Regions from separate parts of the Mus musculus genome. Here region 2 is linked to region 1. Evidence: chromatin loops called from intact Hi-C (ENCODE). Cell type or tissue: left cerebral cortex. All regions are shown on one strand. Each heading gives the region's core, and the rest is flanking DNA. Links, peaks and the distances in the headings are about the cores only.

Evidence for each region. A loop is a pair of places that touch in the nucleus more often than their neighbours do. Peaks named below come from ENCODE experiments on the same cell type or tissue, not always from the same donor. Only the 100,000 strongest peaks of a DNase experiment are listed, where the experiment ranks them.
Region 2: it touches region 1 in a loop (4-fold over the local background); 4 of 42 quality-filtered maps call a loop at or near these places.

Annotation. Positions count from the first base shown.
Region 1 is chr14:115,008,835-115,024,755 of GRCm38, forward strand. No RefSeq gene overlaps it. Among named protein-coding and RNA genes, the nearest start is that of Mir17, 27 kb to the right of the region's middle. In left cerebral cortex, for the core only: CTCF peaks have their summits at 6,628 (motif pointing right) and 9,013 (motif pointing right); DNase peaks (open chromatin) are centred at 6,680 and 9,027; H3K4me3 peaks cover 305 bases.
Region 2 is chr14:115,443,838-115,459,758 of GRCm38, forward strand. The region is part of intron 5 of Gpc5 (glypican 5); the gene reads left to right. Among named protein-coding and RNA genes, the nearest start is that of 4930505G20Rik, 42 kb to the left of the region's middle. In left cerebral cortex, for the core only: a CTCF peak has its summit at 7,295 (motif pointing left); a DNase peak (open chromatin) is centred at 7,291.

The DNA.
Region 1 (15,921 bases), core at 4,706-12,705:
AATTTACTTTTTTGCGACTGCATTTTACTTTCAAGTTTTAAGATATTAAAACCAGCTTCAGTCACCAAAGCCTCAGAGCGCAAGGATCCTGTGTTAGCATTTAAACACACTGACACTTCTTGGTTGGTTTAATCTGCTTTCAGATTAAATATATCTCTGCATGTATTTAGCGTGTTCCCTTTTCTTCTTTCCAATTTCCCCTACTTATTTCTTTTATTTCATTTATTTCTTCATTCACCTGACTTTTTTTAACCCTCTGTGTTCTAGAGTTTTACTCAGTACAGAAATGACAGTGACATTTATACTGACTTCCTCAAGATCACCGGCATACAAATGCAGAACATAGTTTGAATAATGTATACATAAAATACGAATATCTCTTTCTTTCAACTATGATTTTTTTGCATCAAGCACCATGTAAATTATTTTGTTACCATCTAGCTCTAAGAAAATCTGAATTATATAAGCTATCCCTATTGTGTGAACTGGGGTTATAATACCATATTTTGTTATGTATAATTAAGCAGTTGAGGCTACATTGTTTATACAGAGAAAGGTTTTAGTTAGCTTACAGTGTGGACAGTTTTAAGCTCATCACCTTAGCTTTGGCTAAACTCTGATTATTCTCCCCTAGCAGATGTCAAAAGTGAAAGAGAGAGGGAAGAGGGAAAGAGACAGGAAGAGAAAGAAATATGTGCTGTGCAGTGCAGGAATCCTGAGTCCTGAGATTGTTGGGTTTGCTCTACTTTAACAATCTTACTGCAATCTTCCTTCATCAGTTGATTGATGTCTCCTGAGGGCAGCCTTCTCAATGACCTTGTTGGGTTCTATTAGACCTTTAAAAGGAAACATCATACCTTCACCACCCTTACACTGAGCATCAACATCTCAACATAAAATCCCTTTTGTGGAAAGACAGCACACGTAAACCAGGAATGAGTGTCACCTGGAAGCCAGCAAGACCATAAGAAGCTGAACCCTCCATACAACTCAGCAGTGTCTTCATAGGGTATGAAAGTGATGAAATGTTTGGTGTGGAAGAATTTGGGGTTGAAACTGGCTGTTTCTTCTAGGTCATTTAGGTTAGAGGAGTTACACATTGTGGCAGCTACTACTGGTACCTGTCCAATGCCTTTAGTTTCTTCTTTATTAACATAACCTCATTTCATTTTCTGAGTACAATGCATCCATGTACCCAGTTCTTGCCAGAAAGATGCAAAGTTCAATGGGGATTTGTGACTTTAAATATAAGTGATGTGGCAAATAACCCTTCTCTGTCGTGATACATAGATCACAAAATTGAAGGTGAGGCTGCCATCTTGCAACTAAGATGAGAAAAGCAAGGTTGAGAGACTGTGAAGGCAGAAAGTTCTTTGGGAGGTCTGAGCATCTGGAAAGAAAAGAGAAACAGTAACTGTATTGTTGTTGAATTTCTGCCACACATTACTAAAAGCAGATCATGACCAATGTATATCCATGAACAGAAGGGAAAGGAGGACTTGAGACCTTGAAGAATTAGGTGTGAGGGGCTTTGCAATAGTCATGTGGTGGGATTTGATACTTGACCTTGAATTAGGGAATTAAAACATGTGATATGCCAAATCTGTGAAACCAGGGTTTTAATGTGTGCTAGCAGCATTGTAGAATAAAGATGGCAGTTAAGTGGGCTCAACGCTGATCTTAAAACCTCAGCATATCTGGGCATGCCTATAGGTTGTAGGAAGTAATATCAGCAGGATTTATTTATATGGGTGACCAAGTAGCTTTCTAGATGGGGCAAACAGAAATGGTTCATGGGGTAAAGGGCTTGCTACCAAGCCTGATGACTCGAGTTTAATTCCTTGGATCTCTATACACAAATAGATGTAATTTAATTTTTAATAATTAAAACTTACTACAGAAAAAATATATGTGTATAGGATAGTATTTCAAGAATAATGAAGTTGTTACAGTAAAAACGTCATACTTAACAGTTTTTTATTAAGTAAAAATGGCTGAGAATAGCAGCCTAACTCCAGGGAAATAGTGGCTGGACAAAGGAACGAAAGCTTTTGCTTTCAGTTTTTACTGAATTTTTCTGAATGTTCTCCCATACATGATTCAGCACCCAAAATGTCAACATTTTGAATACCTCTTTATGACGAGACAAATAATGAGAAAGTAATTACTGCAGCTGTCCCAAAAAAGATTAAGAAGGTGGTTTGCCTTGAGAGGACAACATTAGTACCTCCAGATGCTGCCCTCAGATATCTAGTGCTATGCCTGGAGTGTCTCTATGCACAACACATATACATCCACCAACCACAGCAGTCATAGTTCTAAGGGTACGCCTTGTCTGTAGTCCTTTAAAATACAGTTAAACAGGGATATTTTAAAAATGGATGAGGAAGCCAGAAAAATGGGAAAATGAAACAAAGAGACAGTTCAAAAAGGAAAGAAATTCCCGACCTGCCACTTCTGGACTGCCAAAGCAGATGAGATCAAGTTTCCTTTTAAGCTGTCCAGTCTGTAGGGCTTTGCTACAGTGGCACAGTGGCAACAGGGAAATACAATGTCACACCATTTGTGTTTGTTTCAACATGTATCTGTCTTCTCTGCTAAACTCCTATTCAATGGGGCAAAGAGATGTCTTAGGCACACTGTTATATTTTTGTTATGTTCTCCACCTGTCCGCATGATTTCCATTCTTTTCCTTTTGGATATAAAATTTTTAGGGTCTTCCCTTTAAACTATTCAGTTTGTGTTCATATAGCTTTGCAAGAATGGTGGTTGGGTCAAGATTGCTGGTAAGGTTTTTCTGTTTTTGTTTTGTTTTGTCCCTTTTTGCATCTCAAACACAGAATTATCCTTAGAACAAGCATGTTGTGTTGCCTCATTGTCTCTGGCATATCAGCTACTCCCTTAGGTTGGAGGGAAGTGCCACGCCTTTTTCATCCCTTAGTGATCAAACTTGATTTGCAAAATGAATTCACTTGGCTGTAAGTATTTCCATGAGGTGTCAACAGCTTCATTCATCTCTTCAGTTGTTTACTGTGATGATTTACCGCGGTTCATTCTATCCAAAGACCACCATGGACTGACCACCCACTACACATTCTCTTTACGGACGGCAAAAGGTAAATAACGTAATATAAGTGTAGCTGGTTTTATCTTCACATTTCAATAACTTAATTTCTAACATAAATTGTCAATTTAAAAACTATTTACCAGTGTGTAATATCAGAAAATGTGTTATTTTATTAACATGAATGTTTTATCTGTGAGTGATCAAGTTACAATGTTGTTACTCATTTTATCTATAACTATTGACAAAAGTATTTACTGAGAACTTTTCACCAAAGACCTAATGATTTGAAATGTATACTTCTACATCAAACAATGAAGTGATTTCCCTGATGTGACTGCAAATATTCACTGCTTTTTAAATCTTGAAACAGCTACGGTCAGAATTGCCTTGCTGGCTCATAGGTCCCTTTTACTTGACATATAGAACTCTATGGCTTTGGTTTTAGCTGTATATGTTACTTTTTAGAAAAAGAGTGATCAAAGATGAGGCACTTTGTCCCAGCACTATCTTGAATGTTCAGTATCTGCTTTTTCCTATATGTATCACACAAGTATTAAATGATTACTATAAAGCATACATATCACTGACTGATGCACATGTTCATTTGGTTTCCTGTGTAACTCTTTACCTTGATGAGTGGGCAGAGAAAATGGAAGAAGCAAAGATGGGCATCTTGGAGTTCCTTGTTCTTTTGACTTCTAGAATCAATTCAACCTTCAGAAACCTTTGTAAATATAGTCCAGGCAAAGAAACGTTGTTTGGTAACTATTATTGTAATGTTTACCCACTCCATTCAGAAAAACAAATTATGGGAAGGCAGTTTTCAGTAGCTTCAGTCTGAGTTCCAAAACTGACATTCCCAAAATAGTCTATACATCAATTACTACACAGTCTACGTACCAAACGCTTCCTGGTTGGATCTACTTATCCAGAGTTTTGAAGGTGAGTGTAGGGTGATGCTATGCTATAAGGTACCAATTTCTGCTTCAATTTCCTGCATCTTTGTTATCCCCACATCCTCACTGTCCCCTGCATCCTTACTGTCCTCACATCCTCACTGTCCCCACATCCTTACTGTCCTCACATCCTCACTGTCCCCACATCCTCACTGTCCCCACATCCTCACTGTCCCTGCATCCTCACTGTCCCCACATCCTCACTGTCCCTGCATCCTCACTGTCCCCACATCCTCACTGTCCCTGCATCCTCACTGTCCCCACATCCTCACTGTCCCTGCATCCTCACTGTCCCCACATCCTCACTGTCCCCGCATCCTCACTGTCCCCTGCATCCTCACTGTCCCTGCATCCTCACTGGCCCACATCCTCAATGTCCCTTCACTGTCCCCGCATGCTCACTGTCCCCACATCCTTACGGTTCCCGCATCCTCACTGTCCCCGCATCTTCACTCTGACAACCTCACTTGACTGGCAATATCCTAAGCTTCATTTTCCACCAAACCTTTTCTTACATGGTCCTTTGCTCCTTAGGAATGCCATTCTGAGCCCTCTAGCTCTTTTCTACATTCTGTAGGAAATGAAAAGGTGTTATATATCTTCTCTTATGCTGTTGGCAGAGATAAAGAAATAAGATGGGTCCTGCAACTCATTGCCTGGAAACCTTCTTAGTTAGATCATGGATTTCCACTGTTCCAAGGAGCAATGTTACCAACTTCTTCCATGTGAGAAGCCCTTTAGCTGTAAGTTTCTGGGGGCATTTTCCTTACTTGTCATTTCTGTACTTGAAAATTGCTAAGCATCTTCCTTCTATGACAAAAACTGTTCAGGTTTTGTTATAATAACCAATATCAAATGCTGTCTGAGAAACATTTGCAACCCAGTCAATTGCCACATATCCATGGCTCAAAGGTTTACAAAGAATAGAGATTGAATGTGTTGTTTTTATTCTTTGTGTTCTTCTTCACGATACTTGGAAGTCTTGGCTGCAAATGATTGAAGAGTGAGAAGTCACACAAACATCTGGAAGCTAGAATCGTTTTGTGTGTTCTTTGTTCATAGATCTGGTGCCTGGTCTGGCGGAACTTGAACCTGGAGCCTATCTGAGGCTTTGGTAAAGGTGTTTGTCAAAGCCTCTCCCTATGCCTTGGGCTAATTGAAGTTCTTGCATATTAGGTGAGGGTTCTGAAAGTAGCTCTCTAGCCCCAGTGCAGAAACTACATGGCCTCTCAGGACCTGGGTTAGGAAAGCGCAGGCCTCTGTCCCCACTACACTATTGCTTAACACAGTATGTCCAGACGCAAAACCAAGGGTCATAGCCATGTCTTCTCTGAGAACAGGTATTGGATCACTTGTGACCGTGTTCCCAAGTCATCCTATTATTGGTTATTCAATATAAGCAATAAATACTATAGTAAAGCCCGAACGTGCTTCTCAAAATAAATAATAATAAGTTCCTGAAGCAAAACCAGCTTTTCTCAAAACTACTGGGGGCCAAAATTGCATCCTTCTCTCGGGCACTTACACAGTCTGAATTCATCTTCCTGATCAAACACAGGTCAGGCACTGTGCCCAGCTGATCTGTCACCAAGCAGGAAGAGCTTCCAGCCATCTCAGAGCACCCGTGAAATAGTTATGGGTTACATGTAATTTCTGAAAATTGAGTTTATTGTAGAAATTTTGCTTTCTAATAAACTTTATTTTAGGAGATGAAGCTTAGCGTTTAATTCAGAAAGAAATATGAAAATAATCACTTTTCCTATACTCTTGCCAATTGATGATCTGCTGATAAAAAAATATCTAGAATTTTTAAATTTTCCTGTGAAGCTAATTCTTGTGTCATTAAAGTAATTCTCTCATAACTTTCTTGAAAGTACTTTTTTTAGTTGTGTGTGTGTGTGTGTGCACGCACATGCATGTGATCTCATACACTCAGGGAGAGTATGTCACAATGCACACATGGAAGTCAAAACTCTTGCAGGAGTCAGACCTCTCTTTCTGCCATGGAGATCAACCTGGGGTCTCATGCCTAGCAGCAGATATTCCCAATAATCTTCATTCCTTATATAATATTGTTTTTGCTTTTAAAGATTTATTTTGTTTTTAACTATGCGCATAGGAGAGGTGTGTACAGCTGGCTGAAGAGGTCAAAAGGTGAGTCTGGATCTCCTGGAGCTGCCACCACAGGTCCTTCTATCCCTTTATCAATCTATCAAGTCAAATGCATGGTGCCCAAATACTCTCGTGTGTTGGGCTTTGCCGTGGAGGGTGACTGGAAACACCTAATGATTTATTGCTATACCCATAGATTAGTGCCATGTGTCTATCATAGATTTCTGTTTTGATCTGATAATGCAATACTTGATTGCCAGTGTAACAGTCTGGGCTCAATCAGGAGATGAAAGTGACAGCAATTTACACAAGGGAAGTTAAGAATAAAGTATTATTAAATTATGATAGGAGTGGCTTTAAAAACATAACGAAGATGCTAAAAGCTACCTTATGATTAAAGGACTCTGGCCCTCAGAAGAATAAACTGGGGTGTTTGGGGTGGGGTGGGGTTTCTCTCAGGCTAATTGAGAAGGTATTACTATAGCCCACTAGATGGCAGAGAAGTTTGCTACGTGGCTGGGCTAGTAACACGCTTGAGATATGGAGCATTAGACAGCAACAGAGTGTTTAAAGAGTAGGAAAATGGGTGAGGACCTCCTGAAGATAGCCACTAGATTCCTGCCAGAGGCTCAGGGTTTCCTAGCAACAGCACTCGGTACTGCATGATCAGATGTTCAGCACCTAGCTTCTTCCTAAACCCGCTCCACAGGATGACCTCAAGGTAAAAGCAAGAACAGAGAATCCTATACAGAGTAATCAAGTAAAGTTACTCCCATCCTTTAGCAACTGAATTTACATTGTGTGCATGAAAAGAAAACATATTTAAAGTGTTATGCATGGGCTATCAGAACAGGTGCTAGAGAGCCAATTTGGGGGCTCAGGGTAATAAATTGATAATTGGCAGAGAAAGCAAGCAAATACATCTTTGTCTGTTTGAAAAAAAAAAAAAGAATTCTACGTCCTAAGTTTCATTCTAGAGAAAGCGCTTTCACTGATGATTTGTTTTATATAGTGGAGAAAAATAGGAATAGGAAAAAGATAAAAGCAAGTGTAGTGGAATTTTATTCACATATATTGCTCAGAACATATGGTCACATAGTCACTGTGAAACCCTTTCAATTTTAGAGCTGAGTTTTATAAAAATGTCATCCACGGTGCCACTTAATGCTTCCCAAGCTATCCTGTGACAGTTTAATCCCTACTACGTAATAGTTTACAAACCTCTACTCAAAGAGACTGTGGTCAGGCAACATTGAGACTTACCCAGGGACAGGCCCCATGGCCAGCAGTTTTTGTTTGTTTGTTTGTTTTTGTTTTGTTTCTATGTTTTTTGTTTGTCTTTGCAATGCTCTAACCGGTCATTTTCTTACCTTACCAATGTTTTACATATTTTGCAGAATTTCTGTGTTTGTAAATGTGTCTCTGTTTTTATGTGTTTCTTGTGCCTTACGGGACTTCTGGGTATCCAGATGTGTGTCTCTGTGTTTACACAAGTTTCTGGGTATCCAGATGTGTGTCTCTGTGTTTACGCAAGTTTCTGGGTATCCAGGTGTGTACATCCGTGCTTACACAAGTTTCTGGGTATCCAGATGTGTGTCTCTGTGCTTACACAAGTTTCTGGGTATCCAGATGTGTGTCTCTGTGTTTACACAAGTTTCCGGGTATCCAGATGTGTGTCTCTGTGTTTACACAAATTTCCTGTGCTTCTTCCTTGGCTCTTTTTATTCCTGTTTGTTTTTGTTTGTTTGTTTGCTTGCTTGCTTGTTTTGCCCTATTCTGGTTTTTTGTTTGTTTGTTTTGTTTTGTGTGTATTTTTAGTTGTCTGTTTTGTAAGGAAAGAGAGAAAGGAAGGGTGTGTGTAGATCTGGGTGAGATGGGTGATGGAAAACAGCTAGGAGGAGTTGGGGGAGAAGAAACTGGGATCAGAATATATTGTATGAAAAAAATCTATTTTTTAAAAGAAGAACAACAGTAATTACCACTAATCATGTTTTACATATTGAATACCACAGTACTTAATCTAAAAAATTTAAAAATATATAAGTGATACTATATAGTATATATCCTGACATCATCATCCATGACTAGAGTTGTGATTAGGTAGAAATACATTTCAATGTACCAATGAATCTATCGGTTAACTGGAATGGACTATATGGATCTGTTCAACTTTGTAATTCACGCGCACAAAACTAGTGGCCGTTCTAGAAACCTACTACATCTAGCTGTGAATATCATCAAGCCCTGAAAATTCTTCACTAAATTTTTCAAAATTAAAAACCATTTCTATTATTTACTTTAAATGCTGTTACAGTTTTATTTTAAGGTTTAACCTATATAAATACTAGGAAAAATTATTAGTGCATACCGAGATAAATTTCATAACAAATGGCCATTAGTCATTTAGTGTTTTAATATGCTTGGTAGTGTTTCTGACCCAAGGACACCTTCCCTGATTTCCATAACCTTTAATGTTATGCAGGAAAGCATCCACACAGCTTTGCACTTAACTTAAATTCTCAGTCCTGATGATTTGGTACCCCAACTGTGTCCCTGGTACCTCGGGCCAGATATAAGATCACCGCACCCTAAAACAAACTAAAAAAAAAAATCAGTTTCTGCACAAAATAGGCAGGTAGAAAGATACAGTCTCTTATTTTGAACACCACAGAGGGCTCCTTCTACGCTTTCCAAGTCAGTTTAGACGTTTTCCAAACAAACTATCGTCATCTGCTGTGGCCGTTGATTTTTAAAAATTTACCCGTGAGACAGTAAAACTTGAATAGCCGAGAAACTCGTTTTCCAGGCTGGGTATGCGGTTTGCTCCTTCTTTCCGGCTCTGTGCAGCCAGCCCTGCCACCGTTACTAAGAGTCACCAGCAGAGGGTAGACACGGAAAGGGCTGTCAGCCGAACCAAAACTTGTTGCCTGCCTGCATCAGCAGCGAATATTTCAGAAAAAAACGGGGACCAGTCAGGATCACCCAAGCCTTTGGGTGACGGGTGGACAACGGCGAATGAGTTTAAGGATGTTAGGATCTTCGTTGATCTCACAGCCTGTGGACCTTCATATGAAATGGAACCAGAGCGTGCTCTCAGCTGCCCACCATGTGACTGCTCTGTCAAATCGGTCTACATGAAGCAGTTTACAGTCATAGCAATATTCTGTGGAGCCAAATTAAGTGTTCTATTTGGGAAAAAAAATAGCTTGAAAACAAAACCTGGGCAATCTGTATAAGGGAGGTATTTAACATGGAAACCATTTTAACAATTGATTTTAAGATAAAAATTATATTTGAAGACTATTCTGATTAAAATGTGAAGGCCAGTTTCCTGGGGCACTTCTGTCAGGTTGTAAATGTTTTGTGAGATGTAGGGATGAGATTTAAGCCATAAGTTTTGTAACTAAAGAAACTCTGGAGAGGGGACATTAAACATGAAAATGCATCTCATAGAATAAAGGTCATTCGGCGTGTTCACAAGCTGTACCTGTTCACAGGACAAACAGAAAACATCTGAAAGCAAAATTGGTTTAGAGGAACCTCCAAGTACGTCCTCCTCACGACAGCTCTTCAGTGCCAGCAAATGCTGCCTGCCCACAGTATCCCCTAACAGATAGATCTGTCCTGTGCCAACTGCAGACCAATGCACATCCCCATGCTAAGAAACATTAACATACTATCATCCCCCTATCAAACCATTTTTAAAATGTTTTGCAAGGTTTATGCCACTGCAAACTTAGATTTTGATGAATCAGCGAGTGAAGAGTTTTCTCATAACGAGTATCTCTGCCTAGGGTTTTACGGGAGAGACTGTTATTTTCAGATAAACTATTTGTAAACAACAAATATTCACTAAAGCCCCTCAACTCTCTGTAGTATATGCGAGTTTCTAAAGCACCCTGAACACTGAAGCTGAGCCAATAGGACCACATTCTAAGCCATCAGTGAAGCATAACGGGCAACTAAAATCTTAGTCTTTCATGCTCTCTGGAATTCACCATCATATTTAGTTTAAGTAGATCTGTTCTGGTTACTCTGGATAAATAAAATGTTCAGTTAGCATCCATCCTTATAAACCTTACTTGAAAAGTGGAGATTCTTGTTTTACATATGAAAAACCTTGACTTTACGGTTATCATACATAAAGATACAGCATTTTTTTTTTGTATGCTAGATGTGCTTTTTTGGTAACAAATACTGCTTTCATTTGTACTTGTGAGTGCCTACTCTATTATAGTCTGCATGTTTAAAATAATTAGTTTAAAATAAATATTTTATGCATCATTGTGAGTAGTGGAAATAAGGAAACACAGAGATTTGCATATGAACAGTCATGCTACTTCAGATCATGAGGAAATGTAATTTTAAAGGCTTGTTTTACAACTCTATTCAAAAGAAAAAGAAAACATTTAGACTAAAATTGTATTATACCCAGCCTGTTTCACCCTTTCTTGACTATTACAGCCACCAGTTCGCAGCTGTACCACTAGATAACACAGCCAAGCTCTGGACATGTAGCTAAGCACAAGATGTGCACACACAAGAAAACTGGCAACAAATCCAACTTTTCAACTTCTCCGTTAGTAGCCCAGTTGTTAAATAGGATCCTGTGTCTTAATTCAGTGTTGTACGATAAGCCTGGATCCTGCTACAAAAGAATACAGACATAATATTGTCAAATATAGAAATTATAGTTTTAAGCCATTGGAAAAGATTGGTCCTAGAAAAGACCTAAACTGAGTAAATGAGATAACACTTATTGAATAATTTGATATAAGTTTCTAAATTCTAAAATTTTACCATTTTGATAGTTAACATCATTCCATGCAAACTTCTACTATATAAAAATTCTGTGTCATTTAGATTTGTATGAAATATTTGGAGAGAATGGTTGAATTAGTAAAATAATTTTCATAACTAATTACTGGTTTACAATTTAATTTTTATTTCGGTGAAATAATTTAATTTATTATATTTGTAGTAAGAAGAATGCTTACCTATGCATGACAGACATCAACCATACAGATATGTCTATAATCAGATATAACTTGTTGATTTTACTTGATCATACGAAATATTTTCTTTGTTCTTTTCTTGTAGGTTGTACAATTTTTAGACTCACCCAGTTTTGTTAGCTTGGGGATTAAGATCAACGTGCTGCATTGCCGAAAGTACTGGAGGGTGGGAGGCAAAACATTTACAGAATAATCAGACCCTCTGAAATAAGATGTTTTCAAATGCAGCAAGCACGAAACTAATATTTTAAGCTCTCTAAAATTATTACATTTATGTACTATAAAACAGTGAAGAAATCGAAATTAGTGTTTAAATTATAAAACACGTTTTTATTTCTTGAAATGGAAACTATCAAAGATAACAGAGAATTAAAATTAGAGAATGTCTCACAGATTTATGATAAATAATAGATAAGCAAAAAGATTTTGAAAAGGCAAATAGTCCCCTTCAAATTTGCTCAAATAAAATCATTGCAAAGCAAAGACAAGATTTCAGGGTGTGTTATTATGTGTACAGTTTAGGGTCCGCTACAGGAATTTGCCTTTTGAGCTAGAACACTATGTTACAGCCTTAACTACGGAAAACAAAGTGACATTTTCCTTTCCTTTTTAAAGCTGCTACTGAATTTTTCATTTAAGCAGCATTTCAGATAAAAGCATAAACAGAATCATGTATGTTACCTGGCTCTCTTTTCATGTGAAACTTGTAATAGTCTATAGAAATAAACTTTAAAATTATTTTTACATGCAATGGTATCTATTTGGCAACAATTTGGGATATAGATAAATCAGAGTGTCTGCTATCTGGAGAGATGGAATTTAAGCATCCACACAGCTGGAAGCAACGGAAGCTGCTTAAACCTTTGAGGAAAGAGAATCTGACTTTACTTAGTAGTGTTTAACACATGACTACTCTTTACCTCTGTGTCAGGAGGCCTGTCCATCAAAAAACCTAGCAAGGTAGAAACAGCAACGATATAATAAAAGCTGTGTATAACTCGAATTTCAGTGATCAGTAGATAAGAAAATTGAGCCATATTTATATATTGGAATGCTTTCTGGAATGGAGGTGTTGTGTGAATATATATAAAAACTAGAAGAATGTAAGGGCTGGAGCCACACCTCAGTGGGTAAAGTGTTTGCTCTGCAAGCCTGAGGACCAAATTTCAGCTCTCTGGCCCCCACATAAAAGTCAGATATGGTGGTTGTCTGTATGTCAACACTGGGGGAAGGAAACAGGCAGATCTCGGGGACTCTCATCTAGCCAAAATGGTAAGCTTTAGATTCAATGAGCTTCCCTATTTCGAAATATAAGGTGTAGAAGACAATCAAGAAACACATTCCACCATGAGCCTCTGGGCTCCATAAATCCAGGTGTGTGTACAAGTGTGCCTGCATACCTACGTGCACATGTGAATGCATACACAACACACACACACACATATACAAGATCACAGGAAGGGTTGTTCCATTTGTCTTCCCCCCCCCCCCCGTTTTTGTCACACATTTTGTTATTTAGGTTTGGTATATACAATTTTTCACAACAAAACATAAGAAATGTAGCCACATAAATGTTTAACAAAGTGGCAGCCGTTTTTGATTGATTTTCACCATCTGTTCACCAGCTTCTTTTATTTTTTTCCCAACCAATAATCAAATGTAAAAGTGAATGTGTTGATGTTCAGAGTAAACCCAGAGAGAAACTAATTCTAATGTAATTTATCTAAATGTATCAGAATCAGATTAGACTACAGAAGACGGCAATACATATCAGTATAGCTTAAGAAGATCTTACTCAAAAAGAGACATGATAAAGTTGAAAATTGACATGCACACCTGTGTCAGGGTGGGTATGGAGAATTTGAAATAGCCTGTACCATACCTTTTGAATGGTCACCTTATTCTTCACCTCCCCAAGGTTCATCCCTCAATCTTAAAACTGGCCTCAAACAAACCTTAAATATGAACGTGTTTGTATTTTTCCTTTGAAATTGGAAGAATTCAAGTTTTCACTTTCATCCACACATCTCCAACATGAGTGTTGAATATCTTACCCCGTGATGGACACAATTTCATAAAATGCCGTGGCACAAAACCAAAAACCTAAAGTGTGGACAATTCAAAGCCTTTTGTAGTAAGCGAAAGTCACATGGGGCAGGACGAGTCGCACTGTTTCATCTACTAGTGGAAAGCTGGAATTCCGCACACTTAAAACACTTAACGTGTAACCCCCTATGTCGATACGCGCGGCTCATTTACATCTCTTGATAGCTGGCAGCAGAGTCCTTTTCTTTCCACCGAGGGGAAGCTTGACCTGTTCACATGGTGTGCACGCTATGTGATTACTGGGTCAGTTCCTTCAAGTGGGGTGAGAGTGAAGGTCGATTAGAAGTTATTCTCATTCATTGTCTGAAATGTCACGTTAGGAGAGAAGAAATTTATTTATTTGTTTGTTTGTTTTTGTAATTTTCCCCCTCTAGAACCAATTCCCTACACCTAGTGTTTCCTTTTAGTTTTGTCAGAGCCTCACTCTGTAACGCACGTTGGCCTTGAATTCAAACTCTTCATCCTCCCTCTGCTTCCCAAGTGCTGGGATTCTACACGTTCTCCACCTTGCTTGTCCCCGTGGAACCTGGCTCTGTTTGATCTAATGCTGCGTGCATGCATTCTGTTAGTTTGATCCCCAAAATTGCATGAGACACTGAAGGATCCTGTCCTGAGTTCGTTTGGGAGACAGAGGCTGGAATTTGGGATTCGCAGGCAAGGGACTAAAGAAGGAGCAGGAAAGGAGACAGACGCCATGCTGGGGAAAGGAGCAGAGGCCATGCCTGAGAGATGCTGGACAGAGAACGTAGGCTTCATGTAGGTGCTGGGGAATTCAGCCCGAGAGGAATTCAGCCAAGATGGAACATAGGTTTTACTAAGTAGCATCAGAGGGAAGAGTGTTAGCCACGTGGAGGTTTGGAAGGGGCCCAACCATTAAGCTGTTTCAGGCATATTAAAATATAAAGCCTGTGTGTGTGTGTTTCATTTGAGAACTCAGAACATTGAGGCGAGTAGCAAGGGGTGCCACCGCCATTGCCAAGACTATTTGTGTAGCGATATTTGGGCACAGCAACAGAACCCACCAGAGGAAACAGCATAAATGGGTCCCAGTGGGTTCAGACTAAAAGAAGGATCTCTTGGCTTCTCCCTTTTGAGTCATTTTCTGCTAACAATGATGTGAATAGGAGCAGGCTCATGTAGAGGCAGAACCATAAATCCCGAGGGACAATCAAGCTTCAGAGACAGGATTAGAGGTTAGGAAGCTATTCCAATATTCTGGTTTCTCTGAAAATCGTCTCTGGAATGAGGAGGGTCTGGAGAGATATCTCAGGAGTGAGGAACACTTGGTACTCTTCCAGACGGCTAGGATTCCGTTCTCAGGGTCCTCATGGTGCCTCATGATGCTTGCAGCTCCAGTTCTCAGGAACCTGATGGCCTCTTCTGGCCTCCGCATGCACCAGATCGCCACATGGTGTGCATACATAAATGCATGTATGCAAGCAACACATTCGTACACATAAAAAAATAAAATAAATTAATCTTTCAAACTAGTAACTGAAACGGGTTAAATAATGACTTCAGAAAATGAAAAGACAGCATAAGAGAGATGAATTGTAGTAAATTAACCGTAAAACAATGTAAAAGTCTAAAAAACAACCCCCTAGCCATCTCAGTGAATGAAGATTGGACAGACTAGAATAGCCCAAACTCTGAGGCTAAGTCCTTCAATTGTCACCATGGCAAACAACACGGGTGCAGAGCTGGCCCCAGTGCTAGGTGAAGCAAAGAGAAGGCTGCTGTCTACACTGGGATTTGAACTCCCGTAACTTCCCTGGCTGTGATCCTCACCTGTCTGGATCAGTAGCCCAGGCACCTTAATCCCCATGTTCCTCTGAGGCTAAGGTCAACGACACTCAGGGCATGTCTGAAGAGCATGCTGGGACATCATGCACTCCGGCACCGAGGTTTTCATCTCGTCATTAGCTTCCTTCATCCCCACTTCTCCACTGGATCCTTTCTCAATGTCTTAGGTTGCTGAAGGTTTCTTTGAAAGTCTTCTGCAGCTTCCTTTTGTTATTCCTCTCTTCTCCGTTCTCCTGCAGCCACCTGACACAGCACGCAGATAGAATCACACACCTCCCTTTGTGGTCCTCCCATAACTGTCTAATAAGCATAATTTGTCTTCCCTTTTCCTTCTGGGAGTTTCTTATTCAAGGTGCGTAAGCTTGATGCAAGAAAAGGGATGCTGCTTGTGTCCTTTTTTTTGTGTGATTTGAGCTCTCGGAGCATGCGCTGTCAGACCTGGGGTTTCTGTTATTCACCGACCTATTCCCGTGGAACCCCGTCCCTCATCTCCTAGAAGGCATCTTCATCAGACTTCCTGAGCTGCACGCTCTGCGAGTTCCTCCTCTGGACCTTCAAGAATGGTGAATGGCACCAACTTCTGTTTCCTTTAAAATAAAAGTTAGTACGTCCTAGATTTTAAAACTTTTACAGCTTTCAGCACTAATTGTGGAGCCATATTTGCTATAAAGATTCAAGGGGTTGGGATTAAAAGTTTGAAGTCACTAGTGTGCAGAGTCCTGGGCATTTGGATTCTACAGTGTAGTTAGGTACGCTTTAAGTGTTTAACTCTATTCAATTAATAAAAGCAAACGCCAATCCTCCAGTGTCATCATTATTTATTGTCTTTCGAAAAGGATGGTTTAATCTCACAGAGGGAGTT
Region 2 (15,921 bases), core at 2,625-10,624, 430 kb after region 1:
GCCCCCTTATGTGGTTTTACTATTAATAATTGAATGCACTGTCAGCCTTTTCAAAAGCAACAAAAATATTATAATTTATATAATTCACAATATCATGCACATATTAGCACTTATCTTTAAACAAATGTACTTGCTTTTTTATTTTCTGGGGGAGGGGTGACACTGCCACCATCACACATCTGAGGAGGTCAGAGGATGGCTTTCAGAGGCTGGTTCTCTTCTCCTGCCAGGTAAGTTTTAGGCATTGGAGTAAAGGAGCTTACCTTGGTAACACACTTCTTGACCCCTCGAACATCGGGCATGTCCCACTGATTATTTGTTTTAGGAATATATATTACTTTTCTACAATTATAAAATCATGAAGACATAGGGCAGGGTACATTTCTCTTCCAAAGATCAAGTGTCGAGAGAGGACGAGTTGTGCTGTACTTGAGATGTGAGCTGGTTTAGATGAAGACTTCAGAGCACTGTTCTTATTTAATAGGATTCCATTTTGATGTACAGTGTACCTTCTACATAATGAGTTTTATATTTCAAATGGTTGAAAACTGTAACCAGACAGAATTTTAAGTATTGTACATTTCCTAAAGAGAAGCATCGATCACTTTCGCCTTAGTTACTTAGTATCACTGATATAAATTATTTAGCCCATATTTGAGTTTTTAGCACTCTGCAGGAGATGAAGAGATTTTAAAGTCTCCACTCTTTCATATACATATACAAAATAAAATATATAAATATAAATATTTTCATAATAGCACTTGCTTGGGAATTTCTGTTTATGGATGGCAATAAACTGAAGATTAGCTGCAAATAAGTCCAAGATCAATGCTCCCCGTTCTTTGTACAGCAGCTCTAAAAGTACAAGAAAAAAATAAAATGAGAAAAATTCACTGCTAAAGATTTGAAGTAAAAAAGACAGTCTAAAGAAGTCTAAAGAAGGTACAATTCCTATATATAGATTTTAGTATCTTAATTGAGATAAATGTGTTTTGAACATGATCTTTTCATTATCACTTGTTTTTGCAATTTCAATATGTTCTTTGGACAAAAGGTTCTAGCCTGGTCCAGGCAGGCAGATGAAGCCATTTGTAGAATGTAAAAGCTTCAAGACCAGGAAGCTAATTAGCAATTTATTTATTCAGACATGCAAGTCAGCTTCTCTTTGGGACTCTATCCAAGGAAACACAGAAAGCCTCAAAATGCCTCCACAGACAGATCCATTACTGTGTAGATTGACACAATTTATCATGATTTCTCATGTGTGTCTTTTGGGGACTATTTGTCTGCAAACTTTATTATTATTTGTATTATTTACTTATGGTAAAAAAAAAAATGTTTGAGTGCTATTGCTGGGAAGAGGCTCTGTTTGGGGATTGGTAATTAGCAGCTTCCTGTTCATTTCACTTGCTAATGTGTCGCTTTTCTCTCTAGAAGTTTTTTTTATCAGCTCAGATGACAAAGCGTTCAGCTTCATGAAAATTTCAATGGCTAAACAAATGCTTCGATTTTTATTTCAAAAGAAACCAAGGAAGAATTCTCGGATGGACAGTATGGTGTTGAATTCAACAGGGAGTCATACTGAAAACTTGCTGTCAAGAGTCCTTGTCCTTTGTCCTTAATGAAACAGAGTTAATCTTTCAAAATGTAAGGTACTTCAGGAAAAATTTACCTAGGAAGAATTTCTGTGGCGGAATGTTAGGTTGCTCTCAGTTGACCATTAATTGACCTTTTTATATGGATGTGTGTATGTACAAGGTTCTAGGCTCCAGGGCAAGAAAGGGTAGCAGTGATCCCTGGGCTGAATGACAGGTTAGCTCGTCAGCACAAAGTTTTATGGCAAAATATTGGCAAGTCTTCTGGAAGACATCAGAGTGAACAGGAATTGGGGTGCATACGGCGTTCCACACTATCGATCTGCGGTATAGTCATGCCCTACTTCTAGAGCCAGTTATTCACCACATCTTACTCCTGATACCAGCTCCATAAAACTGCTGCCTGGCTCACCGGCCATAAAATGCCTCCTGACTAAGTTTCACAAAGATTGCTTTTCTAATCTGCCCTTCATTCCAGTTCCTCTGAAAGTAGATCCACAATAATCTCTTGGGGAAACATATAGCTATGACATATGTTCTTAGGTTACAAAGATATTCTGAGATATGGAGGGCAAGTAAGAGCTAGTCAGAAAGGAAAGGGTTAAGGAAGTGATAAGTTATCCCCTGAGAAGACACCACTAAACAGAAGAGTACACACAAGAGGGGAGAATTGTTCTTAATGAATAAAGCCATGATGCACCCAAGGTACACTTAGAGAATTGAGGGCTGGTTCTAAGCAAAGGAGTAGTATAAAAAAAAACGAAGCCCAAAGGGTCAAACTTTAAATTTCCTAATCTCCAGTTACCTAATGACAGAAAGGATTGAAAATTTCAGTCCATCGCCTATATTTTAGACTATATAGCATCATGTGATATTTGAAATAATATATATGTTTGATATACTTTGGAATCATACTCTAAAATTGATCCTTTAGGATGTTCAGCTGAAAACTGTTACATGGGTTCCCATACATGAGTTCCTTGCAACTTTTCGCTTGTCCACCATGATTGTGACTGTAGCCCTCAGTATTAAGGATGCAAAAAGCCTGAAACAGACAGTGTCATCAACCCACAGAGCTTCTCATTCTTATCCTTTGTCCCAAGCACAGTCTCCTGAATTAAGTATGAAGAGTGTAGTGTATCTGTAAGAGCAGAATGTATCTATGAGAGACACTTTTCCACAGTCAGGTAGAAAGCATGCATATAACATACCATCTTAAGCGTATTTTAGTGCCATACAAGTCGTAAACATTCAACATGTGGTGTTTGGCATGATCTAGCAGTGACCTAGGAGAATGGTCTTCAAAGACAGGGGACTTGGTCGCTGCTATGCATATTATTAAACACAAATGTGTGTCATAGCTTTAGAGAAACCACTTCTAAAAATCTATATAAAAGACAGAAAATTATGCGTTACATCTGACTGCCAAACACAGAACTAAATTAAGGGTTATTTTTGTAAAGTCAATACTCTTCTCCCGTTTGGGTTGTAACTTGTAACTAATGTTGCATTTCTGGTTGTTGGGTATGCAAATTGGCATAATTCATGATTTCCCAGAAGTACAATGATGTATAACTCTACTCAGAGGTGAAAAGTAGCATGCACTCCATTTTGTCTTGGACAAGCGTCTGCAGTTACCACACTTCTGCTCTGCTCCTCCTCCATGTTCGCTTCTCCTACCTCCACACACAGGTGATTATTATTTAAGAAATCAATAATGCAATTCAGTGCTTGTAAGTTTCTTCAGAGGAGGAAGAAGTATTTGACACCCCTAGAGTCCCTAGAGTCACTCTTTCTGCTCATTGCCACATGCCTTCAGCCCAAGCCCATCAAATACCATTTCCATAGCTGTTGTTGGAGCAATCACTTCAGTGTTGTTGAGATTTTTCTCTTCTATGACTATTTCCAAGTCATGAAGATGCTTTTTACACAAGGTTTGAGTAACTGGCATTTCTTTTTCTGGGACTTGTAACTTGGGTTATACTTGATATAGACTCTTGGCATAGCTTTTATCTACTAAATCCATTAAATCAGTTGCACAGATGCCTGTGTCTTTCAGGAGCTCACCTTGTCCTTGAGTCTGAGAGACTCAGATATGTGAGAAAAAGTGATGCTGATGCCACGAGGGATGGATGTGCTTCAGGCAAGGAGCACTGTCTGAGACAGAGCAGGAACAGTGAGCTGCAAATGAAGCTGCAAATGAAGTTCACATGGCTGCAGCTCCTCAAGTCAGAGGGCAGGGGGAGAGTCTACACATTAATGTGAGATTACATGTAATCAAGTTAGAGTAGTACACTACTGTTAGCTGAAGGCTAGTCATAGCCAAGTGCTTACTATCACAGTTTTCCAGCAAGTTTGCTAAGAAGGTTTTGCTATGGACTGAGGTTCCACAAAAACAAGTGGAGACTTCTCGTTCCTGACTCAAGATTCTCTTGAAGCAATGAGACAGGCAAGAAAATTTAATGAGTGTATGAGGGATGAGTGTGTGTGTTTGTGTGTGTGTGTGTGTGTGTGTGTGTGTGTGTGTGGCATGCATGCACACATGCAAATGTGTGAGTAAGAGAGACAATGAGGGATAGAATGAGGAGAGAATGAAAGAGAGAAAGAGAGAGAGAGATTTCTCGTTGGAGTTAAGGTGATTCCTCTTGCCAGCCGGGAAACAGAGATTTCTTTACAGGTTCTGTGCCTTCCTCTCCTCTTAGCTGTGTATGCACAGTTGCCTGAGAGTTTTATCAGAAACCCTGTTCTAAGGAAAGAACATACACTAAAATATGCAACCCTGGAGCTTCTGGTCTTTTTTTTTTTTTTCAGTCTCTAATTCTATCCAAGGCCACATTATGTGTCTCATTTATTAAATGAAAGGAAAAACCAGTTTTTTTAAAAAGTTTTTTGAGATGTAACCTAAGTGAGAACGGGATAGTGTATACAGCCACTGTCAAAAGAGCCAATCACTAAGTCTCCCTTAAGGACTGTGGACCTGCACATGGATATCCATTTTATGCAACTGTTCACTCCTATCCTCAGGGCATCTTCTTTCTCTTTATGTCTCTTAATCTTCTTGATCCTATATGAAGATATCTCTAATGAAATTTCTAGCTTTACTTTACTATATGTGTTAGTCCTGAAATTCTTCCTAGCAGAAAAGTCAAAAAATTTTTGGTTTGGCCTGAGGAAGGTGTCTCATAAAGGAATACCTGGTGATGGTCTGTCCCCTCACTGGTGACACCATTAGCAGTACTAAGAGTTTAAACTGGAAATCTGATAACAGAGACTACATTATTCCCATGGCTGTTCTCTTCTGTCAGTTGCTAATAAATTACACATGTTGGTGATGAAGCAAATGGATGAATAACATGAAAATACATAGGGTGTTTTCCCATTCAAACCAGCACACATGTGAATTTAGCTATCAAGTCCTTTTCGGTGTCAATGATATGACTCATATAAGTAGTAAGACAGGGTTGAAGTCTAGTTCATTATCCAAATCCCAGCCAGTGCCAACCATCATGGAATCATTAGAAGATTATTACATTTCATTATATAAGCCTTCAAAGGCACTTTTTTGCCCCTCCAAACACACAGCTACTTTACCATTGTAATGTGTAACTGCCCAATAAAATTGCTTTTAAAGCTTTCCTTGCTAACCTTTGCCCTTGAGGACTATGTATAATTTATTATCCTACAATCAGTCAAATAGTTTCCTTTCTTATATTTTGGGATTTCCTTTCTTCTTTCACCAACATTGTTCTTACAGTTTTGTTGTTTTTGTTGTTGATGCTTTGTTTTTGAAACCTGAAGCAACACATTTTAATCATTTGTCATTTGTCATCTTCATTTAGGAGATGTTTTTGTTCTCAATTAGGCTTTAATGAAAATAGTTTGCTGTCCTGAGTAAAATTGTTGTTGTAATTCTTTTTTTTTTTTTTTTTTTTTGCTGTTGGTTTTTCGTCCGGTTTGAACTAGCTTTCCTTGTAGAAGAAAACCATTCCTTCTGTTTTCTGGTTAACAGTTGAGCTTTCAGTGGTTCCATGATGGAAAGGCATTTGGCTTCAGGGTTGATTTTGAATATGAAGTCACATAGGTTTGAATCTGTGCTGTTTGGAGATAACAGAAGATAACTAAATATCAATTCTGTCAAAGCATTGCTTAAATTTATACAAGCTGCTCTATACTATACAGGGCTTATAAAATTTAATGTGCATTTTCCTTTTCCAGGCTCTGAACGAAATAGTTTGTAAGTTAAAATTTAAAAATATAACTTTCTATAAAATGAGTGATGATTCTGAACAGGTTTAGATTTTAGATGGGAGCTGGGACACTCTTCATGTTATTCTGTTAGGTGGCAGCTTAATGGACCTTGCAGAACTATTCAAATCAAAGGATGGGGAATTGCTCCCAAACAATTTTACTTTAATAATATCCATGCCTTCTCCTGATCCACCTATCTCCACCATTCCTATGTTAGACTGGAGTTTCAGTAGAAAATTAGGATAGGCTTCTCCCATTTCTGCCACACATCACTTTTCTTTTTCTTCTTGTTTCTTATATTTTAAGATTTTTGTCTGGGTCAAGGGATGCATATACTCACTCATGTATGTGCACATCTGTCAGAGGAGGCCAGAAGAGGCCAGAGGTCAGCTTTGGGTGTCTGTCTCCATTGCTTTCCTTTGTTTTTTGTTCTTTGTTTTTGACATATTTCTTGAACACAGAGCTTACTGACTAGGCTCTTCCTATCTCCTTCCCCTGGGCCTCCTTCTCTCCCCCTCTCGCTTTACTTCCTCCTGAAAGTCTTAGATGGAAGTCAAGGTTAGAAGCAGAGTACACTTCCTCATCTTCAGACTCACCACTGGCTGATCTGATCCCTGATTTTCAACCTATTCTGCACTGACCTACATCGAGAAGCATCCCTATATAAAGTGGGTTGTTATTCTTCCTTCCAGGTTGGGTTTGCTCCTGCCTTGCTTTCTATTCAGTTCAGAGTGTGCCTAACAAGGTAATGTGACAAAGCCTTTTTGATTTAAGGGTCATTTTTTGTGTCACAACTGATTAAAAGAGGAATTTGCTACTTTTAATACTCAGTAAACAAGTCTAAACATGTTTAGAACACACATATATATATATATACACATACATACATATATATATATATATATATATATATACACACGCGCGCACATATACACACACATTATATATATATATACACACACACACACACACATACATACATACATAAAACCCTATATTTGTATGAAAGACTCTATCCCACTCAGGATTAAGTTTATGGTGTGGGAATTAATTGACACTGCTTTGACAGCCGTACTTCTGAATGTGGACAGCCTCATGTCCTGAAGTCAGCCTGCAGCAAACAGATCTACACACATCTATACTTCTCTCTGTAAATGAAGGCAGCTTCAAAGGAGGAGCTTTGAAGCTGGACTTAAAAAATTCATTCTACTCTATTCTTGTCCTGGTGAAAAATAAACGTGTTATCAATTTAGATAATTTTTTTCTCAAAATAGATTGATATTTTGCTGAACAATAATTCCATGTTAAACAACTGAGATTCACTTCATAAACAGTATAACTGCATATGTTTTTACAACCTGATAATTTCTTTAAAGTAACATCCTTTTGAATTCCTTTTGAAGTGCCAGTGTTCTTTCCCTCTGTTCCCAGAGCTTTCGGTGTCTTGGGTTGCCATCCAGTGGCAACAGCTACACACTTCACTTGTGTGACAAAACCCTCTCTCTCTCTTCGAAGCAGGGTGACTGTTCTGATCAGAACTCAATACTGAATGATAACTTTGTAAAACTGATTTATCCCACTTGTACCCATGCTTCCCACTGAGACCCATAAAGCTATGCATATGTCTAGATACTGACAGAGGGAAAGCAGCAGATGATAGCAACAGAGAAAAGAAGTTCTTTTATTTTTTAAGGAAAGCTATTATCCACATTCATTACTTCCTTATAGTAATTATAAATAATGAGAAATATAGAGTTTGTGTAAGTTTTTACAGTGTCACTAACTTTTACATTTATACATTAATGATGATTGCACTTAAACCAAATGTTCCATTTTTTGATGTTTTTCTCAGGTATGATGGAATCTATGAGTAAAAGGACCATATATAAATTTGAGCAGAGAAGTTAAAACAGCTAAATTCATCCACTTATTTATTCTAAGATAGAAAAATTATGTTTAGCATATATAAAGGATGCACTTTAAACAACTTGTATAAACATCTTAACTCTAGTTTGTGAACAGTGGTGAGGATCCTGCACTATCATAACATTAAATGAGACTTACTTAAGCTACTTTAAAGAAAAATATAATGAACACGGAAGCTTAAAATTAGGGTTTCTTTGTTTAAAACACAGCATAATTTGATTTGTGGTTTTCTTTCTATGTCTGAAGATGAAGAAGTTTGGAGGCAAAATAACTTGAAAAATTGTTTCACCTAGATTAAAATCCGTGTCTCTGGATGGAGGAAGTTGTGGTTGGAGTTTGTTGGTGTAACAGATATCACTTTTTATCATTTGATGACTGCTTTAGAGCGCTCACTCTATGGTCACATAGCCCCATGGACTTGGGAAGAGCTTTCTACTACTGAGATCATGAGATAGAAGATAACAATTTTACTCCATGACTGATAGAAATGCAGATGGGGGAGCATGGGGAGAGAGAGAGGGTGCTTCTACTTGGCTGTCTTTCTACATTTTTATTTTTATTTATCCAGGCTCCCTGTCAATGGGATGGTGTCTGTCTCTCATTCAACCAATTGTCTCTGGGTTTGCCTTCACATACTCACAGGCATTTCTCATCAATCTAAATCTAATCAAATTGATAATAAAACTAATTATTAAAAATGTTTTCCTTGATAAGTTGCTATTCAAAGCAATTCACTAAATTGCAGTATCCATCCTGGACATTGCAAAAGTCTCATGCTTATTTCACAACGAAAAAATATGTTCAGTTCTGTTTCAATGGTGCCCATGTTTTGTTCACAGTCTTCTCAAGACTCAGTATACAGTTTTAGTTGTGAGTCCATGGAGAATAAAATGGTAAGTTACACATTGTGCTAATCTACGATGGTGTAGAGTAACATCTTCATTCCACAATGTAAGAAAGACAGTCCATGAAAGAAGAGATGGGAGAAAGGTAAGAATTCAAACAGCAATTTTGAATGCTCTAGCTCTATGTCAGGCATCTGGGGCACATGGTGTCCAGATCCGAGCTCTAAACAGATCCAGCAAGACCTCTGTTTGGACTGTTTTTTAAGGCTGATTAATTCACTATCTGCATATTTCTTAGGCAGATTCCATATTTGCAGCAACTTAGACTCTGCTCATAGCTGCAAGCACTGTGCTTTCTCTTTGGTGTTCCTATCTGGGAATTGGATCCTGACATACAGTGTGTGGTACCAGGAGCTTCCCTCCACAGTCTTGAAGCAAGTGACCACAACATCCAACTCTGACGTTGTGAGTGTTTGAAAAACTCTTGTCCTATGGACAATGCCAAAGTCTGCAGCTGGCTCAAGTAGTAGCTGGGTGTCTTTGGATTACACCTATTAACAGCCACAGTTTTCTCCGATGACTAGACCTTGCAAAACTCTATCTAGATGGGCCTGGAGATGCAGGTCATCCAGTGGCTTGGCTCTCTCATCATTCGATTGAGTTTATAGTTTTATACTCCAGTGATTGAACTCAAGTGAAGTCTTTCCAACTTCTGAGATGTTCTTACAACATCTTTCTTACTGCTCCAGTGCAGTGTGCTTGTATTCTCCTTAATGACCATGATATCTTTAACAACTACTCCTTTCGTGTCTACAAGCCATATTCCTTCCATTAGTAGCCAGACTGTACTTCTGGTAAATTCCTCTGCTCAACTCTTTGCTCCTACCTCTTATGGAATTTCGCTCAAACTAGCTATCACAAACCAAACCCAAGTATTAATACTATGCTTTGTTGAAATGTCTGCCATATTAATTCATTTTATGTTTTTAAAGTCAGCATCCTACAAAGTTTACAAAAAGGATGAAACAGAGACAAAATATTTTCCAATATATAACACAAAGTACAGATGCCCTGTAGAGTCCTATGCCCTGTAGAGTCCTTATGACCTAATTAAACTCATGATCATATTTATATTAGTTGTATCGCCACTGGGAAAAAACCCAACAGCAACAAAACCCTTACAGAACGACTTAATAGGAAAATATTTATTTTAACTTCGTTTCAGAGAGTTTGGTCCTTACTTGGTTGGCCACATATACTTGAGCATTGCCTATGGCAGTGGAAATGTTAGCCAGAACGTAGACGGCTAACTAGGGAGCAGGGAGAGAAGAGCTGTTGGTGTTTGCCTGGCTTACCACTTCCTCTCTTCTGCCTATTTTCTTCCTTTTATATTGTCCACTGGATTTCCTATAGCCTGGAGGAGTTTTCAGTACCCCCCACCCCGCAAAAAAAAAACAAAAAACAAAAAACAAAAAACAAAAAAACAAAAAAAAAAAAACAAAAAAAAACAAAAACCAAAAAACAAAAAACAAAACAAAACAACAACAACAAAAAAAAACACCATCATAGATACACCCAAGTTGTACCTTACCAATAATCTAGATGGGTCTGAATCCAGTTAACCTGTAAATAAAGATTAGCAGTAATGTTGCCCTCCTCTGTTTCCTAATCCTTTCTTGTCTGTTTTCTTCTATTTATTTTAGGTTTGTGTGTGAGAGCTTCCATGCATGTATTTGCAGTATAGTCTGTTGTGAGCCACTTGATGTGAGTGCTGACAACCAAATTTAGGTCCTCAGCCAGAGCAGCAAGTGCTTCTAGCCTTCTAACCTCCAAAGCTCTTTTTCAAACTCATGTAATCTTTTAAAATTAATTAATTAATTAATCAATTAACTTTGGTATTTTGCCAGCATGTGTATTAGATCCCTAGGAACTGGAGTCACAGACAGTTGTGAACTATCATGTAGGTGCTGGGAGTTGAATACGGGTCCTCTGGAAGAGTAGCCAATGGTCTTAACCACTGAGCCACCTATCTAGGCCATGTAGCTTATTCTTGATGGAGAACAAATATATTTTAGGGTTGTCTGGCACACTGGCAGGGTTGACTGGTTGTAGGGATCTGCACTTAGGTCCCTATGACTGCACAACATTCATTTTATTGTATGAATGAAGACACCTTCGTAAGATCCTACTACCTCAATGAACTAAGTCAAGAGGCTCCCTCGAGAGCATGACCAGAGATCTACTTCTGTGAGGATTCTCTATCTGTATCAACATCAGCTAACACATGTTTAATCCTAAGCAGAGAGACATGAAGAAAGAGGGAAAGTTTGCAGAGACCAAGAACCCTTTCATCTAAGCTGAATTTATGTTTGGTTTACGGTTCTAGGTAGAATACAGGAAGGAATGCAGAGGAAGGCCACTGCCTAGGAACGGAGAAATCAAGGCCACTTAGATTCCTCCATTTAAGGAGAGAAATATGGATGCATTTTTGGCCCCTTACACAAGTTAGCGCTTCACTGTCCTCTTAAATAACTCTCAATAACCACATGTACCGGACAGTCACTTTCCAAGGAAGGCTAGAAGATGAACCTGGTAGTACAGAAGAAGCAAGGGAGAAGCCTGGTAAAAGGTTGATACACAGAGCTCCATCCTCACCTTCTAGTTCCTTTACATAAACTGCAGCTCTCCCTTCCCCTCTTCCTCTTTATTTACTTTTCATGTGTTATCCCCTTTCCCAGTCCCCCATCCCCCAAACCCCTATTCCATCCCCCACCCCCTGCTTCTATGATGGTGTTCCACCTACCCTCCCACTCGAGCCACTCTTCCCTTGATTCCCCTTCACTGGGGCATCTATCAAGCCTTCATGGGACCAAGGACTTCTCCTCCCATTGATGCTTGTCAAGGCCATCTTCTGCTATATTCGGCTGAAGCCATGGGTCTCTACATGTGTACTCCTTAGTTGGTAGCTTAGACCCTGGGAGCTCTGGGGTTCTGGTTGGTTGATATTGTTGTTCCTCCTATGGGGCTGCAAACTGCTTCAGCTCCTTCAGTCCTTTCTCTAACTCCTTGGGGACCCAGTGCCCAGTCCAATCGTTGGTTACAAGCATCTGCCGCTGTACTTGTCAGGCATTGATAGGGCCTCTCAGGAGACAGCTGTATCAGGCTACTGTCAGTAAACCCTTGCTGGCATTCACAATAGTGCCTGGGTTTGGTGACTGTATATGGGATGAATCCCCAGGTAGAGCAGTCTCTGGATGGCCTTTCCTTCAGTCTCTTCTCTACACTTTGTCTCCATATTTGCTCCAGTGAGTATTTTGTTCCCCTATCTCAGAAATGTGAGGTACTCTTATGCCTTTGAAAAATCTTTCATTTTCTTTGTATGTAATACAAGAGATCTGGTTGGTGCCCCGTCTTTCATCAACTGCTTGTCAATGACCAGTATCTCTATCTACAATGTTTATTAAGATTGGAAGTGATTTTTCAATTTTGAAGACTAACGAAGTATGGGTTTGAGCATATAAAATAGACTATCAAAGAACAGAAGAGACTCTTTGCTGAAAGTACCTCTCTCTCTCTCTCTCTCTCTCACACACACACACACACACACACACAATCATGTGACTCTGCTTCTTGTTTCTGACTATAATTTTCTTCTTCTGTCACCTTTCCATTTCACCTCGCATGACAGACTGTGTTCCAAGAGCTTTCTTTCACTTGTTTGCATGACTCATACTTTTATTCTAGAAAGTTATCAGCATTCTGACTTGTACTGCACTGCACTGTTCTTATTTCATTTTCATTGACTACAAAAATGGAAAGACCCAAAGGTGTCTAGTGACTCACAATGATCATTTGTAGACCAGAATCAACCACCCTTTTTAGTTAGTAACACACACTACCTGCTATTATTGAATCAGTAGCATGGAACAGAGTTGTGAAATAACAAGATGAACATCTCAAATACTGATTCTTTAAAGTCTCTATGTTCTGAAGGAATCACCTTTTGCGTTGGTGTCAGAGAATTCCTAATCAGAAAACATTATGCTTGTGATGTTGATGTTAGAAAGTGAATGATATACATGTGAGTGGATATCTGATGTATTCATGAGAAGACCCATTGGTGTTTCCATCCTTTGGTTTCGACTATGACCAAAAAGGATCATATTCTTTAAGGATATTAAAACTTCATTTCCCTTCTGGTTTATTGTGTCCCAAGCTAGGATAATGAATGTTGTGTATAGAAGCCAGTCTGTCTTCTTTAGACATTTGTACTTTTAGACCATCTGGTGTGTGTGTGTGTGTGTGTGTGTGTGTGTGTGTATGTGTATATGTATGCACATTCATGGGAGTAAATGTGTACATGTGCATATCAATATATGTGCAAATGTGTGTATGAAGGGCAAAGGTAAACTGTTATCATTCCTCTAGGTCTCTTTAGATTGGGTTCTTACTTGGGTCTAGTCTGGTTGGCCAGCGAGCCTACAGAGATCTCGTTTCTTCCTACACAGTGCTGGGTTTCCAGTTGTACATCATCATGCCCAGGTTTTTGTATGAATTCTGGCATTGGACTCAGACCCATATCCTTGCATAGCAAGCACTTTACCAACTGACATCTTTCATCCCTCCCTGCTTTTTAAAGCATTGGAGTTAATAATACCAGTTAATTCTGTTTAGGGTGAGTTTATATTAATTTCTTTTGTTCAACATGCATTTTCCATGGAGTGCATATGGTTGCTAACAGTGTCTGTCTGAGAAACAATACAATGTCATAGACTCAGCTGCTGGAAAAAGACCCTTAGCAGTAGTGTTATATAGAAATCATTGAGGAAAGACTATCACATCGAATGGATGTTTATGTCAAGCCCTTCATCCCATCCCAATGAAACTGTTCTCCATGGCTGGAATATAGAATGACAAAGAAATGATAAATGTACATGCTAATCTCTCTAGTGTGGGAATGGCACAATGTGTTGCCTGTACGAAAACATTGTACAGTGCTCCATAGATATGCAGCATTATCATGTGTCAGTCATGACAAAGACTGTTCCCTTTAGAACAACAATTGATACAGTTTCAGCATGCTGTTGTGTCTGATAGGTGTCTGGCAGAAGGCATGATATCTATACCATCTTAATAAAAGGTGCATTCAGGTGGTTTTTCATATCCTTGGTGCATGTGTCTGGAAGCAATATTTTCAGATGAATGGTAAACTTCTGAGTAGAGAGCCCCCAGTGATTCTTACTCTCATAATATTAGAAAAGAGGTGTCTTCATTTGCTAGATTTTTTTCTTTCCTACATCTTGTATTTAATATTTATTAATTTCTTGTAGGATTTGTTCTTATGCCTGCTGTGCACACACACATACATATGTGCTTGTTATTGTGAGTTGCCTGGAGTTTGAGAATGCTGTGTAAGTACTTCATTACTGAATCAAACTCTTGGTCCATATTTGGCTTGATTTTTTAAAAATCTATTGTTCCAAGCATCAGAACTTTGTTATTGATTTTTTTTCCCTGAGTGACATATCAAGTTGTAAAATGATCAGTCTTTTTAATGTACTACCTGAGCTTCGTAAGCTTGGGTTTTATCTCATGCTTCACTGAATTACTTTCTTTTAAGTTATATATTGATCCATACTATTGGTTAGTAATTGTACTTGCTTAAACATACATGCTCATAACCATTTCTTACGTTTGAAATTTTCAGTGTAATGTCTGTCTAAAGAAGGCCTCATCATCATGTTTTCTCTCCAAACATGGGATCTAGACTCAGAAGCTCAGTAGTCTCCTTGTTAAGAACAAGGTCTAAGTGCTGCTTTCTCTGGTCCCTTTCGGCCGCAGACACTTTTATTTAACCCTTGATATGGGAGGTGGTTTCAGTGAGAGGTGACCCACATAGATTTGAACACCTGATCTCCAGACGCTGAGGGTTGGGGGATGCTATGGAACTTTGAGGCTGTGGTAGAAGAATTAAGTCATTTGAGGCTCTATAACTTTCCCCAGCTTCCTGTTAATACTAAGATCTCTGTGTAAGAGTGAAAATGTGATCAACCAACTCTCGCTGCCATGCCTTGCTTTCTCACCATTTTCTCGCCAGACTTCTACATAAACCCTCCTTTCTTTAATTGTGTTTGGTCATGGAATTTTATCACACTAACAAAAATCTTGCTAACAAAATGTATATTTAAATTAGCTATACAAATCAAATATTTACTATTAATAAATCGCAAATAAATTCTTTTCAACTGACTATTTGATGCATGTAATCATTTTGCCATTAGTACTGAGAATGCTGTTTCATATAATTACCTGGTACAAAAGAGCAAAAGTGCATTTAACTCATTGGAGATTCATTCCTTATTCACAACCAAAGCTTATTTAATGTTCTCTCTCTCTTTCTCTCTCTCTCTCTCTCTCTCTCCCTCTCTCGCTCTCGCTCTCTCTCTCTCCTTATTTATTTTGAAACTAAAGTCAGCATCTAAAATATAAAATGTTAAGGTCATTTCAATCCAAGGATACAGTAATTTGGTATTTCCTACAGAAAAATGGCAGCATAAAAGTATTAAAAGTCTTTATTTTCCAAATTAAACAATTGCATTTTTCCATACAGAAATATTTAGATGTGCAATAAAAACACTGCAATCAAGAAAATATCTAATAAAAAGAAAAAAAAAAAACAAGAAAACATAGTAAGTTGGGCATTGTGGTGCACTCCTTTAATCCTGTACTTGGGAAGCAGAGACAGGCAGATCTCTGTGAATTTGAGGCCAGCTTGGTCTACAGATCAAGTTCTAGGACAGCCAGAAGTACACAGAATAACCATGTCTTGAATAAAGGAATACACATGAGCGCGCGCACACGCACGCACACACACACACACACACACACACACACACACACACACACACACACACTCTAATCTGACATCAGAGCCACGTTGTCATATGCAGTGTGCGTTGCCTGTGTGAGGCATCTTGGCAGGTACAGTACAAAGAGCTCATGGTGCCTGTTCCCAACCTTTGTGGTAAAGTCACACAGAGCAACCCATGCAAAGTCTATCAGAAGCTCCAGAGATTCATTACACTTTGCAATTTTTTATTAATTTTGGTCACTATATGTTGTGAGCCAGCCAGCGGCTCATATGTCCGGGTTCGAGCCTGAGAGGCAACCTGGAGCTGAAAGAAAAGAGGGAACCTAGGCAGGTTGAGAAATAATGGAACCAAGACATGCTAGTCTGCTCAAGGTTCAAATGTTTAATGGCGGACATGCTTTATAAAGGAGGTGGGGAAGGCCCATTCCTGCCAATT